Linked DNA regions of Mus musculus: regions 2 and 3 are each linked to region 1. A link is a loop called in an ENCODE intact Hi-C map of the cell type or tissue named here. Cell type or tissue: heart. All regions are shown on one strand. Region 1 holds the start of Sephs1 (selenophosphate synthetase 1). Region 2 holds the start of Bend7 (BEN domain containing 7). Region 3 holds the start of Prpf18 (pre-mRNA processing factor 18).

Region 1 (4,000 bases):
TTTTTTAACATTCCTAGAAAGCAAACATCCTGCCTAACAAACCAGTACACACACCATTGACAAAACTCGCTAGTTCATTACAAAAAGAAACAGTATCTCATGAGATCACTAGTCGTCTGGCACTGGGTACCACGCACTGCATTTCCGCACCAGCTCTTCCGGTTGCATCTAATTCAAAACCCAGTTAAGTGCTCCCGGGGTTTACACACTTTCTGACTGATGCTTTATTGGGCATAGGATTACAGACACCCTAAGTTTTAGGGTCGGTTTCTCCCATAAAATTTATGATTGAAAACATAATTCCCATTTATATAGTTTTCCATCCCCCAGGAAGTACATCACTCATTTAAACTAAATTTCACAAAGCCCAAATTCGGCAATCCAAACCATCATCACAAACATGACATGAGCAATGATTTCAGCGGGAAACTACCGACACGGATTTCGCTCATCGTTCATAGAAACCAAACTTCTCTACAGAGCAGTGTGAGCCAAGCAAGTTTCCGAAATGGGCATTCTGAAGCCATTTAACAGTTTGGAAAGAGTGCGAATTAAAATTCACCTTCGAAGAAAGGTTTGGAAAATCACATTCATTTTGCAAAAAATGCCTGCCTCACCTCTACCTGGTACAAAACGGGAAGACTTCCCTTTATAAAGAATCTATTTTCCTACCTCCAATCCTCACGGCCTCAACCAAAAGGCAGGAGAGAGACTCCGAAGAGCACCTTTCTTTTACCTTATTTTCCCTACACTTTCTGGTTAGGAAAGTTTAAAAACGCCTTACATCAAGAAAACTCAGCAGTTAAAAAACTCCCAAGTGCAAGGAGACCTAAGTCACACGGTTTGGCCTCAAAGGAAACTCCAGCTATTTGAAAAGGATGGAATTTGGGGTGTGCTTTGGGTAGAGGGAGTGCGTCCGACCTGGAAGCCACATGTTTACACCTTTAAAACAATGACATGAATATTTAAAGCCCGCGTTTAACCCCTTCGCTCCCGCGGGAGGCGGGCTCGGGCAGCGGGGTGCGGTGGGGCAGCACACCTACCTCCCCGCCAGCCCCCAGGCCCCGCGCGTGCTCACAGGCCCGGGCGCCGCGGCGTGCGCGCCGGGACCCCGCGCCCTCCATGGGGCCGGGCGCGGAGGATGCCACTCAGGGGACACCTTAAGTCTCAGGCTGCCGCCTTTAAAGGCACGGCGGGCGCGGGCCGCGTTCTTTGTACCGCGCCGCGCGGCTGCCGCGGGCAGGCCACCGGCAGGGCCATGCTGCACCGCAGGCCCCGCGTCGCCGCTGCCGCGGAGACCGTCGCCGGCGGGGACCGGAGGGACCCGAGGGCCGAGTGGGGGCGGGGAGGCCCGCGGCTCGGCGCCAGGACACTGGGCGGCTAAGGCAGAGCGCGCGCGCGCGCGGGCTCGCCGTCCGCGCCGCCACACAAAAATGTCGGCGGGCGAAAAGATTAACCCCTGCGTGGCCGCCGCCGCCCTCCCCCTCCGCTCCTCCCTCCCAACCCCGGCCCCGCGTGCCGCGGCGGCGACGGCGGAGGAGGCAGCGGCGCGGGCGGCGCTTCTTTTTTAAAGCGGCCCCACCAAAGCCTGGGCTCGGCCCCCTCTCCAGGCAGGGCGCGCGAAGGGCCCCGGTGCACGGCTCCCCGGCGGTCCCGGGCGGCCCGGAGGGGGATTTGCAACGGCCGCGCCGGGCCTGCGGCCCGCTATTCCCCTTTAAGCCTGCTGCCTCGCCCCCCCTCGCCAGGCCCGCCGCTTACCGGCTCGCTTTGCGCCCTCCGCCTCCTCCCGAAAACGGGCCGCGGCGCTCCCACAATGCACCGGGCGCGCTGGGCTCCCTTAAGCGTCGCCTGAATTTAAAAAAAAAAAAAAAAAAAATGCTGCTCCCGGTGGCGGCGGCACCGCCGGGCGCTCGGACGCCGCGTGGAGCTCGGCCTAGGCTGGGCGCGGCCCTCCGGGAACCGGGCCGCCGCGCTCCCGCCGGCCGGGCGCGTGAGGGTCCCTTTAAGAGCGGCCACCTCCCTTTAAGGCGGCGGGCCGGTGGCCGGAGCGCCTCCGGGTTGCTGGTGGCGGTGGCAGCGGCGGTGGTGGCTGCGTGCGGCCCGGGAAGGGGGCGGGGGCGCTGTGCAGAGGCCCGAGCGCGGCAATGATTGGTCTCGGGGGAGGGGGTGGGGGGTTGCAAACCCCAGGAACGGTGGCATCCGTTGCATGATGCAAAAGAAAAAAGAAAGGAAAAAAAAGGGGGGGGGGTAGATTGATTTCAAAAGTTGCGAGCAGCACTGGCAGCAACCTTGAGTGATGGGGGCCACCTACTTTCGCATCTCTGTCCCGCGAGAAGGGAACAGAGTGTTTTTGTTTTTTGCACAACCTGGCTGGGTGCGATCCCCGCATCACCCACGGGATGCAATACCTGCTCCCGAATCTCTGCTGCAGTGAGACTGTGCCCATGGGAACAATGTGCAGAGTGTAGGAGCCAAGGTCGCCCCCAGTGAGACATTTGAAAACCCAACTTAACCCCGCGCTCCATTCTCAGTGACTCCCATCTTTTCTTCATTCTATTGTTTGAGCGTAGCTCCGCATTTCTTTGGAGTCCCAGTGAAATATGCAAATGCTCTGTGAAGTTTCTTGAATCTTTGATCTGCATTTTGGGGAGGGAGAGTTTATGTTGTCCGGGTTATACCATTTGTTCTTCTCATGTCCAAGTAAACATGGCAGACTAATCCTGTGTGCTTGAATTGACATTGGTAATGCGGTTTCACTTGAAGTAACTTCAGATTTCCGACTTCGTACTGCATTGCTGGTGCAGAGCGTGTCCCTTCGAAGGACTTCTCTGGAAAGCTGAGCAGAGCAAACTTGGTTAGGAATAGGTTCGCATTTTCCCGATTATTTAGAAGCAGAACTGTTGTATCTTTTGGCTGTCTTTAGGTTCGTACACCCCGCAGATGTCCTTTTCATTCCTGAAATTGCCATTTGCCTGTTTCTTAGGAGTGGGATCTAGGGTGCAAAGTGTGGCGAGATGGACACAGGCATCTCCTGCCTTTGTGTCTTTTCTCCACAATACATTTGGGAGAATACAGTAGCACCTGGGCTCCTTAGCATCAGACTTCGGACATCGATTTATCGTTGATGAACGTGGAGTTTCTTCTGAATGGTCAGAAGACACAAACACAGCCTCACCAGATACCACACCAGGACTCCAAAGCCAGAGGGAAAGGGTTATACAGTTACATTTGTCCGGTTCTGCCTTTTAAATTTGATTTTGCATTTTAAACAATGTAACTTTTTTTTGTTCCTCACTTAGTTAAAAAAAAAAGTGATTTTTTTTTTCAAAAGATTTCACAATGAGAAAAAAAAAAAGTGGATGACACAGCAGGACCCCATGTCTAGATTTGTGTGTCCCTCCAAGGAGACTTAGCTCTTTGTTAATGTTGAAGGATGCTCTTTCTCAGTGGTGATGGAGGAATAATACCCTGGGTTAGGGGTTATTGTTTTAATGAAGCTGTACTAAGCCTGCATGTGTACTTGAACTGGAAGCATTGGGGAGCAGCAGAAGGGAAGGGTTTGGTGTGATTTAATGTGCACTGAAGAGAGGGGTAAGTATCAGATCCCCCAGGGTTTTTTTTTTTTTTTTTTTTTTTTTGTTGTTGTTGTTGTTGTTGTTGTTTGGTTTTTAGAGACAGGGTTTCTCTGTGTAGCCCTGGCTGTCCTGGAACTCACTCTGTAGACCAGGCAGGCCTCGAACTCAGAAATCCGCCTGCCTCTGCCTCCCGAGTGCTGGGATTAAAGGCGTGCACCACCACTGCCCGGCCAGGTCCCCCAGTTTTAATTTTGGGGACTGAATGACCAGTGATTGACACTTCTGATACTGGAACTGCTGGGAAGCTAACAAGTTTTGCAATAACTTCAACCTTCAAGATGCTAAGTTCTGTGCCTGCTGAGTACTCCAGGTAACTGGGAAAGCAGTTTGGAATTTTGAGATGCAAATCTGTGTGTCATCCGCAT
Region 2 (4,000 bases), 160 kb after region 1:
AGGGAAAGTGGAGCGCTTCTCTGATTTGGCTTTGACCCAAGTTAATGCAAAGATATTTAAAGAGTGTGGGCTCATATTAGAACTTGTACCATTACCTCTGGGGAGGTTGGGGGGGGGGTATCACCATTCTCGATTATTAAGGTGATACATTTTGACAGGTGTTTCTTGTCCGAGTTGGCACCATTTTTTAAAGACTCAAATCAGGAAGATGGACTCGAACAAGAAACAGAACCCAGAGGAGATACTACTCAACTTTCTCCTCCCCGGACAAAATAAACGCCTATAAAGAGTGTGCTGTACACCTGTTAGTCGGCAGGACCAAGCTGGATTTTTCTTTATTTCTTGTGATGCGACACTTGTCTGACTGGTATACGAGATAATCTTAAAACTACCTTTCCACCCAAATCACTCAACTGGAAAAGATGCTGTATGTCAACAATTTCTGCCTTGAGCTTCGATTCCCTAATGAGCTGATTCTTCTTAAAAAGAACAATGATCATCTTTTTCTCTCCTCCTTCTCTTTGCGTGGGGGAAGGAAAAAAAAAACGAAAACAAAAACAAATCCCAGTCTATTCTCGGCCTGCCGGCCAGGCAAACCCTCAGCCACCCCAGCCCAGCGGCCGCCGTGGCGGCGGCACCCCAGAGTGGGCTCGGCTCCCCGGTGTCATTGTTTGCTAATTTCCTGACGTGCCCTCCGACTTGTTTACCTTCAATAACACCCGGTGGGTCCCCCTCAGGCACAACTTTCCCCGCGGCGGGGCGTGTGCGGCCCGCGGGGGGCCCGGGTTCGGGCGGGGACGAGGGGGTCGGGGCGGGCGCGCCCCCGGCGTGGAGCCCGCGGGCGGCCGGGGCGCGCGGGGCCGAGTGCGCGGAGCGCGGCGCCGGCTTCCCGCCGCTGTCCCCGGGCCGGCAGCTTACCTCGGCTCACCAGTTTGAAGCTCTGGGATTTCCTGCTTCTTTTCCTCTCCGAGAACTCCATGGTGCGGGCAAGGTGGCGGCGCGGCAGGAGACTGAGGCGGCGGCTGAGGCGGGCTCGTGTCACCGCCGCGGAGCCGCCGGGACCAAGGTCCGCGTCGCGATCGGCGGGGGAGGCCGAGGGACGGGAGGAACCACCGCGAGCCCGGCCGGGGGTTGCGCGCCCGGGGCGAAGTTGTCCCCGCGCGCGGCTCCGCCTCCCCGGTGTCTTAGGCGACCCCTCGGTGCCCCTTCATGCCGCCTCGCTCTTTCCCGAACGCAGCCCGCCGCAGCCCAACTTTCCGTTGGGAGCGGGGCCGGGCTGGGGCGCGGAGCTGTGGGGTGCTCGCCGCGGCCCGCCTGGGCTCAGCCTGCGGACGCGGCCCGGGGGACGCGGCGAGCCGAGGGAGGGCGGCGGCGGCGGGTGCGGAGCGGCGGCCGGGGCGCTGACCTCCCCCGCGGGAGTAGGGGCCGCGCCGTCGAAGGGGGCGGCGCCGCCGGGACCCCGGGACCACCTGCTGGCGGAGCCCGGCCGCCGCCATCCCCCGGGGGCCGCCGCCACTGCTGGACTCGGCCGTGCGGCGACCCGGCATGGGCCGGAGGCCGCGCGGTTCAGCGTCCGGAGCGGCCCGGGCCCGTGGAGCTGCCCCCCCGGACGGACGCCGCGCTCTGCCCGGCCTCCCTCTGCGGCTCCCGGAGGCGAACCTGCCTTTAGAAATAAGCCAGGGATCGTGGCTCCTTGGCGGCCAGCCCTCGCTCTGTCTGAGAGGCGGGCGGTGCCAGGGCCAGACGCGGATTTTAGGCAACTTTTAAGAGGGGGTGAAGAACTTACCCATCCGCGCTCTTGGAGCAAACAGAGAGAAATTTGAGCATGTACTGCTGAGAAGACTATGGGATGGAGCGAACATCAATTCTTATCCCCACCCTGGGGACTGTAGGGGAAGTTATATGCAAAGGGGGTGCTTGGAATGGTGTTTTGGGGAGAGGAATACTAGAGGTGAGGAGTGCAAGGGGGTGCAGGCTCTTAGGGAAACAGTGGTCATAGCAGGTGCATAGACTCTGCCACTTGACGCAGAAATACCAAAATAATTGCCGTCCGCCAATGGCCATTGGGAGTTTTATGTAATCTTTTTCTCTGGGGAGCCAAGTGTGCACTTACTGTAGGCGCCATTTCTTACCACATGTTTTAAGTGGGAATAGAAAAGATTTTTTACATCACCTGGGAATGGTAGTGTGGAAACATGATCTGACACGCTTAAAAGTACGGCCTCCAAATCTACGGTTTCTAGACCAAAGTACAAAGGGGAAGAAGGGATGGGCTGCTGCTCCAACACCTTAGGAAGGTCAGGTTGCTCCAAAGAATGCAGAGAAAAGGGGGGAGGGGGCTGGGGTGGGCTGTCTTGATGAATGATTGAGGTTAGTTGCACTCAAATGGACAGCCGTTCAAAAGCCACTCTGATAGAACCTTGACGTTAGAAGCAGGGTGACTACCAAGGAGCAAGCAGTGCAAACATGCCTGGGAAATAAAACCAAAGAACCGGTGAGCAGCAAGCCAGCTGGAGACAACAGGATAGACACGGGTGTGGATAGACACGGGTGTGGACACCCGGCAGTGTGGACACCCGGCTGGCCGCAGGGAGACCAAGCGCTTCATCCAGCTCTAAAGCAAATCACTTTAAGAGGGGATTCATTTTTTTTTTCCTACTTCTTTGAGATTATGTTAGAGGCTGAGTCCTTTTCCCAGAAAAGTGTATGGAAGAAATGAAATTGTATTTGGTGAAGTTCTTTGATCTCTTTAGAGTTAAAAGATGCAGTGAAGGGTTCAGTATGATAGTGGTTTGGGCAATAATCCCACTTGTTTCTTCCCCCACCTCCATTCAAAACCAGAATTTTATAAACCTGAAGGTGTCTGGGATGTTTCTAAAGTAAGAAAACATTCTACACCCCATTCTGGGGCCGTGAGAGATAGAGATAGAGATAGAGGGAGGGAGAGAGAGAGAGATCCCTTGTCAAATTTTATTCCAATAGTCACAGGCTGAGTACTACGCTAATTGAATAATGCAGAGTAGTCTCGCCTTGGAGCATAAAGTAAGCTTTTATTGTGCTTAAACTATGATGAAATCATTGAAGGTATCACCCCAAGAAGTACATCCCTAGGAAAGATATCATTCACTTTAAGTTCAAGCAGGAATGTGACTTCTACCTGCTGAAGGGAATATCCTCTATGTAGTTAAGGGGATATTTTAAGAGACTACCTAAAATTAATAGTAACTATGTCTTTGCCCTTTTGACTGAGCTCTTCAAAGATGGTCCATGAGTATCCACTCATGGTGTGTAAAGACTATGAAACAGCCTGTTCTATTGCTTTCTAGGGGATATCAACTAGTTTTATTTACTTTCTACTTGGTACACACCACTGTGGCTTTATCCAACAAATTTATGGATCTACAGTTAGTATTAAGTAATATCAAGCTGGAATTGCCTTGACTGGGTATGTATCTGTAATAGGTTGTGTAGGTTAACTTAGCAAAATATCACAGACTGCCTGACTTAAGAAATTTGCTTTCCTATCACTGCAAGGAGTCCAAGATCAAGGTCTGATACAGTCTGTCTCTGGGGAGGGAGGGATCTTTCCCTTGCTTGTAAACTGCTGCCTGTTGCCTGAGCATTCACAATTGGTATTTAAAAATGTTTTAGATTTATTATTTTATTAGTTTATGTTTATGTGTTTCACCCGAATGTGTGTATGAGCACCATGTGTGTGCCTGGTGCTCACAGAAGTCAGAAGAGGGCATTAGATCAGAACTGGATATGCAATGGCTGTGAGCCTCCACGTGGGGTGGGTGCTGGGAAGCAAACTTGGGTCTTCTGCATGAGCAACAAGTGCTCTCAGTTGCTGAGCTGGTTCCCCCGCACACTGACCTCCAACCTCCAGTTCCTCTTATAAGACTACACAATTTATGGACAAGAGCCTGCCCTTTTGGCTTCTTTTAACCTTAATTACTGTCGATTAGGACCTCATCTCCATATCCAGTCATTCAAGGTC
Region 3 (4,000 bases), 230 kb after region 1:
TTTGCATAAACATAGAAGTCAAAGATGGGAATTGAAGAGGAGATAGCCTTTTCTGAGTTTACCCTGATAGTGTCCCATCTGGTTCTCTGTGAACTGTATAAGCTATGCCAACACTTCAGGTTTGGGGGTCATCATCTCTAGTTCCTAAATCAGAAGGATGTGGGTAAATGGTTTGACCCTGGTAACAACTATTCACATAAGAATGTCAGCATGCTTCATCCAAGGACAGAAGTTAGGCATCTTTTACTTTTTAAAAAAGTTACCACATTTAGTCATTTATTCTTCAGTTGCATGTGTGAACGTGTGTGCGTATACGTGTGTGTATGTGGTGGTGTGGTTGTGAACGTGCGTGTGTATACGTGTGTGTATGTGGTGGTGTGGTTGTGAACGTGCGTGTGTATACGTGTGTGTATGTGGTGGTGTGGTTGTGAACGTGCGTGTGTATACGTGTGTGTATGTGGTGGTGTGGTTGTGAACGTGCGTGTGTATACGTGTGTGTATGTGGTGGTGTGGTTGTGAACGTGCGTGTGTATACGTGTGTGTATGTGGTGGTGTGGTTGTGGTTAGAGGATGACTTTGAGAATCTACTTTTTCTTTCCACCATGTGGGTTCCCAGGGACTGCACTCAGGTCATCAGTCTTGGCAGCAACTATTTTTAGCTGTTCAGCCATCTTTTTGGTCCTCAGATATCTTTTAGATGAAATATCCTATTTCACACACAGACACACACACACAGTATAAAACTTTCTTTTCTTTTTTAAATTTGTTTATTTATTATATGTAAGTACACTGTAGTTGTCTTCAGACACCCCAGAAGAGGGCATCAGATCTCATTACAGATGGTTGTGAGCCACCATGTGGTTGCTGGGATTTGAACTCAGGACCTTTAGAAGAGCAGTCAGTGCTCTTAACCGCTGAGCCATCTCACCAGCCCCAGTATAAAACTTTCTAATGAGCAATCCTTTCAGTTTTTATTTTGATAAACCATCTTACCTACACTTGAGTTTGAATTGAATGTTATTTCACTACTTCTAGAATAGAAAAATGTAACATAAAATATTGTTGAATTATGACAACTAAAAACAAAGATGCTTTCATGGCATGGAACCAAGAATAGATATGTTATAAATGGTTCTAAGATTAAAAAAAACAAAACAAAACCAAAACTCTGCCAAGTATGGAGGTCCACTCTGCGGTTGGGGCAGGAGGATTACTTTGATAGCAAGAGTTTGAGACCTGCCCAGGCAACACAGTGAGTGCCTGAATCACAATAAAAATAAAAACAAATCAAAGTAGAATTTCAACATATTTTTTCTTGGGCTAGGTTATAAGAAAGAATGATTATATTCCCAATCATCATTGAAAATCTTCATTGCTGATTGCATAACCAGAAAACACAATAAATTTACAGGGTGTTGAATAGGCAATTAATAAACACTGCCATTTTAAAACTTGTATTATTTATGTATTTCTCATTCTCTAGTATGTTAGCACTCTTGGCAAATAAGTAAATTGAGGAACTATGAAGCAAACTTTAGGAGTATACAAGCTGGTTCAATCGGGCACAATAACCATTTAAAGAGACAAACAGTTGTTTTTTTTTTTTTTTTGAGACAACTCAGAAATCTGCCTGCCTCTGCCTCCCAAGTGCTGGGATTAAAGGCCTGTGCTACCTTTGCCCGGCCTTTTGTTCTTTTCTACCTGTTACTGAAATCACAAGTGTGTATCTGGAGGGTTCCGCTAGGGGGCAACAATACTCAGCGGTTTTGGCCGCGTTCGCGCCGAGGGGCGCTCCCTACCTTCCTTTCGTTCATCCTGATTTCCGCCGGAAGCGGCTCCGGCAGTTGTTGTTTTCCGATAATTGGGCTCTGGTTGCTTCGTGGTTTGTCCTCTTCCCCCTCCCCTGGCGGGTGAGGTTACCGCCGAGGAGCTGGGGAGTCAAAGTGAAGACACTTAGACCCTGGGAGCGAGATGGACATCCTGAAATCCGAGATTCTGCGGAAGCGGCAGCTGGTGGAGGACAGGAACCTGCTGGTGGTGAGTCCCGGAGCTGTGGTTCGGGCTTGAGGGTGGTGGACTGTGCTTGCGGTGTTGGCGGGAGGGTGATGGTCCTGAGAGGGTCTGGGGCGGGCACGGGGCTGACAGATCCGCCACTGTCCCGGGCAAGCTGCTGGCCCAGGGCTTAGCAAGGGGCAGAGTATGGATGTCAAGCCTAGTCTGGCTCACTTCGGCGGCGCTTGCTGTCCTAACCAGTATCCGCCGCAGGCAGAGTGATAAAACAGCATACTAGTCATTGTCAATTCCAAAGCATGTTGCAGAGTTAGTCGGCTTTATTCCTAAGCGATCTGGCACACGCCATAGAGTGCAGAGTTTGTTCCTCTTTGTGTGCGTGTGTGTAAAAATCTTGTTTATTAGTCAGTGACTTTTGACAAGTGCAAACACCTGTGTAACCCATTCTCCATGAGGAGATAAAATAGCAATGTCCACTTTCCAGTCCCTGCGTGGATTACCCACCGAAGCAACTTATTTATACCTCAGTTTTGCCTGCTCTAGAATGTCACATCAATAGGATGTACATTTTCATATGGAGCTTCGTTTGATTAGAATGTTCGGGGTATTACTTTGCTGTGTGTGTGTATGTATGTGTGTGTGTGTGTGTGTGTGTGTATGTATGTATGTATTAATTTTCTGAAATTGTATTCTGTTGTCTGAGTAGATCTGGTTACCCATTCTCCTAGGGATGAGTGTTTGAGCTGTTTCTCAGAATTGGTTGAGCAGATTCTGAGCCCTATCCCTTTGGAACCGCAGGGTTACAGAGTACATGCATGCCTAAGTCATTCAAAATGTTGCACATCTATGAGCTATGTCAGAGGCTGGCTAGTCTGCACTGTTGCCCGCGGTTTATGTTGCCTGTCTTTTTGGTGGAGAGGTTTCTGTATGGTTCTAAATCTCATCTTCTTGATAATTTAAGTAATTCATGTGTGACTTTTTTTTTTTTAGATACTTACATATTTTTTTGTGAAGTGTTAAAACTGCTTGCAAACTTAAATTAGGCTAGTTATTAGTTCTCCGGACTTTAAATTAGGTTAGTTATTCTCCATACTTTAAATTACGTTCGTTATTAATTCTCTGGACTCCTTTATGTATCCCACCATCTTCTTTGATAAGTATGTTTTCTGGATATCAATAATAGTGCCTTTTGAGGAATAAAAGCTCTGTGTGTGTGTGTGTGTGTGTTTATATTTATGGATTGGGGGAGAGCATGGCAGGGACCCTTGGGCTTGTCAATGACAAGACAATCAGTATAGATTAGAAACAACTACATAGGGTTTGCATGGGGATGGTGAGGAACCAGAGAGATGAACAGAGATGCTAGTTAAAGCTCTAGGAGACAAAGTTTGGGAAAGGTCACAATCCTCCAGATGGAATCTGAGGAATGGTGTGTGTGTGTTTGTGTTTGTGTGTGTGTGTGTGTGTGTGTGTGTTCATGTCTCCAGCAGCACAGAGCCAGTGGTGAGGCCTCTATTGTGTGTGTGTGTGTGTGTGTGTGTGTGTTCATGTCTCCAGCAGCACAGAGCCAGTGGTGAGGCCTCTATTACAGTTAGGCACTGGAACCCTACACACTATTTCAGCTATACCCAGAAATACTCTCCCAGGCCCAGCATGTTGACCGAAGGCCTCAACTTCTGACTGACCTCTGCTCTGGTTCCCAGTCATCTTCTCACTCTAGTGCTGACTGCAAGTCCCTTCCTCTCCCAGTATAGCATGTCAGATGCTGGTAGACCTGGACCTGCGTAGCCCCAGCCAGGATAATATTAGCCAGTTACTCCTTTGTTCTCTATATAGCCTGTTAGGTGCTGGTGGGCCCAGCCAGGATGGCCTCAGCCAACTATTGGTGCTTGGTCTCCTCCTGTCCTGTACAAGACACTGCTGAATGCCCAGAGCTGCAGGGACTAGGGAACCATGGGATTGCAGCTGGTCTCCAAGGTTCTCCCTGTGG

What was found. Peaks named below come from ENCODE experiments on the same cell type or tissue, not always from the same donor. Only the 100,000 strongest peaks of a DNase experiment are listed, where the experiment ranks them.
Region 2: a loop joins it to region 1, with 2.5 times the contacts of the local background. A loop is called at or near these places in 5 of 42 quality-filtered maps.
Region 3: it touches region 1 in a loop (3.0-fold over the local background); 6 of 42 quality-filtered maps call a loop at or near these places.

The regions. Positions count from the first base shown.
Region 1 is chr2:4,879,619-4,883,618 of GRCm38, reverse strand. Sephs1 (selenophosphate synthetase 1) reads right to left here and starts at 2,055. Exons shown (of 9, transcript NM_175400.6): 1 at 1,759-2,055. In heart, no CTCF peak of the experiment used is centred here; DNase peaks (open chromatin) are centred at 1,598 and 1,748; H3K4me3 peaks cover 3,078 bases; H3K27ac peaks cover 3,118 bases.
Region 2 is chr2:4,715,211-4,719,210 of GRCm38, reverse strand. Bend7 (BEN domain containing 7) reads right to left here and starts at 1,380. Exons shown (of 9, transcript NM_178663.4): 1 at 919-1,380. The coding sequence starts at 979. In heart, a CTCF peak has its summit at 1,516 (motif pointing left); DNase peaks (open chromatin) are centred at 840, 1,230 and 1,390; H3K4me3 peaks cover 2,352 bases; H3K27ac peaks cover 1,146 bases; H3K27me3 peaks cover 2,203 bases.
Region 3 is chr2:4,649,953-4,653,952 of GRCm38, reverse strand. It overlaps Prpf18 (pre-mRNA processing factor 18), which reads left to right and starts at 1,818. Exons shown (of 10, transcript NM_026045.4): 1 at 1,818-2,037. The coding sequence starts at 1,972. In heart, a CTCF peak has its summit at 1,733 (motif pointing right); a DNase peak (open chromatin) is centred at 1,872; H3K4me3 peaks cover 1,364 bases; H3K27ac peaks cover 768 bases.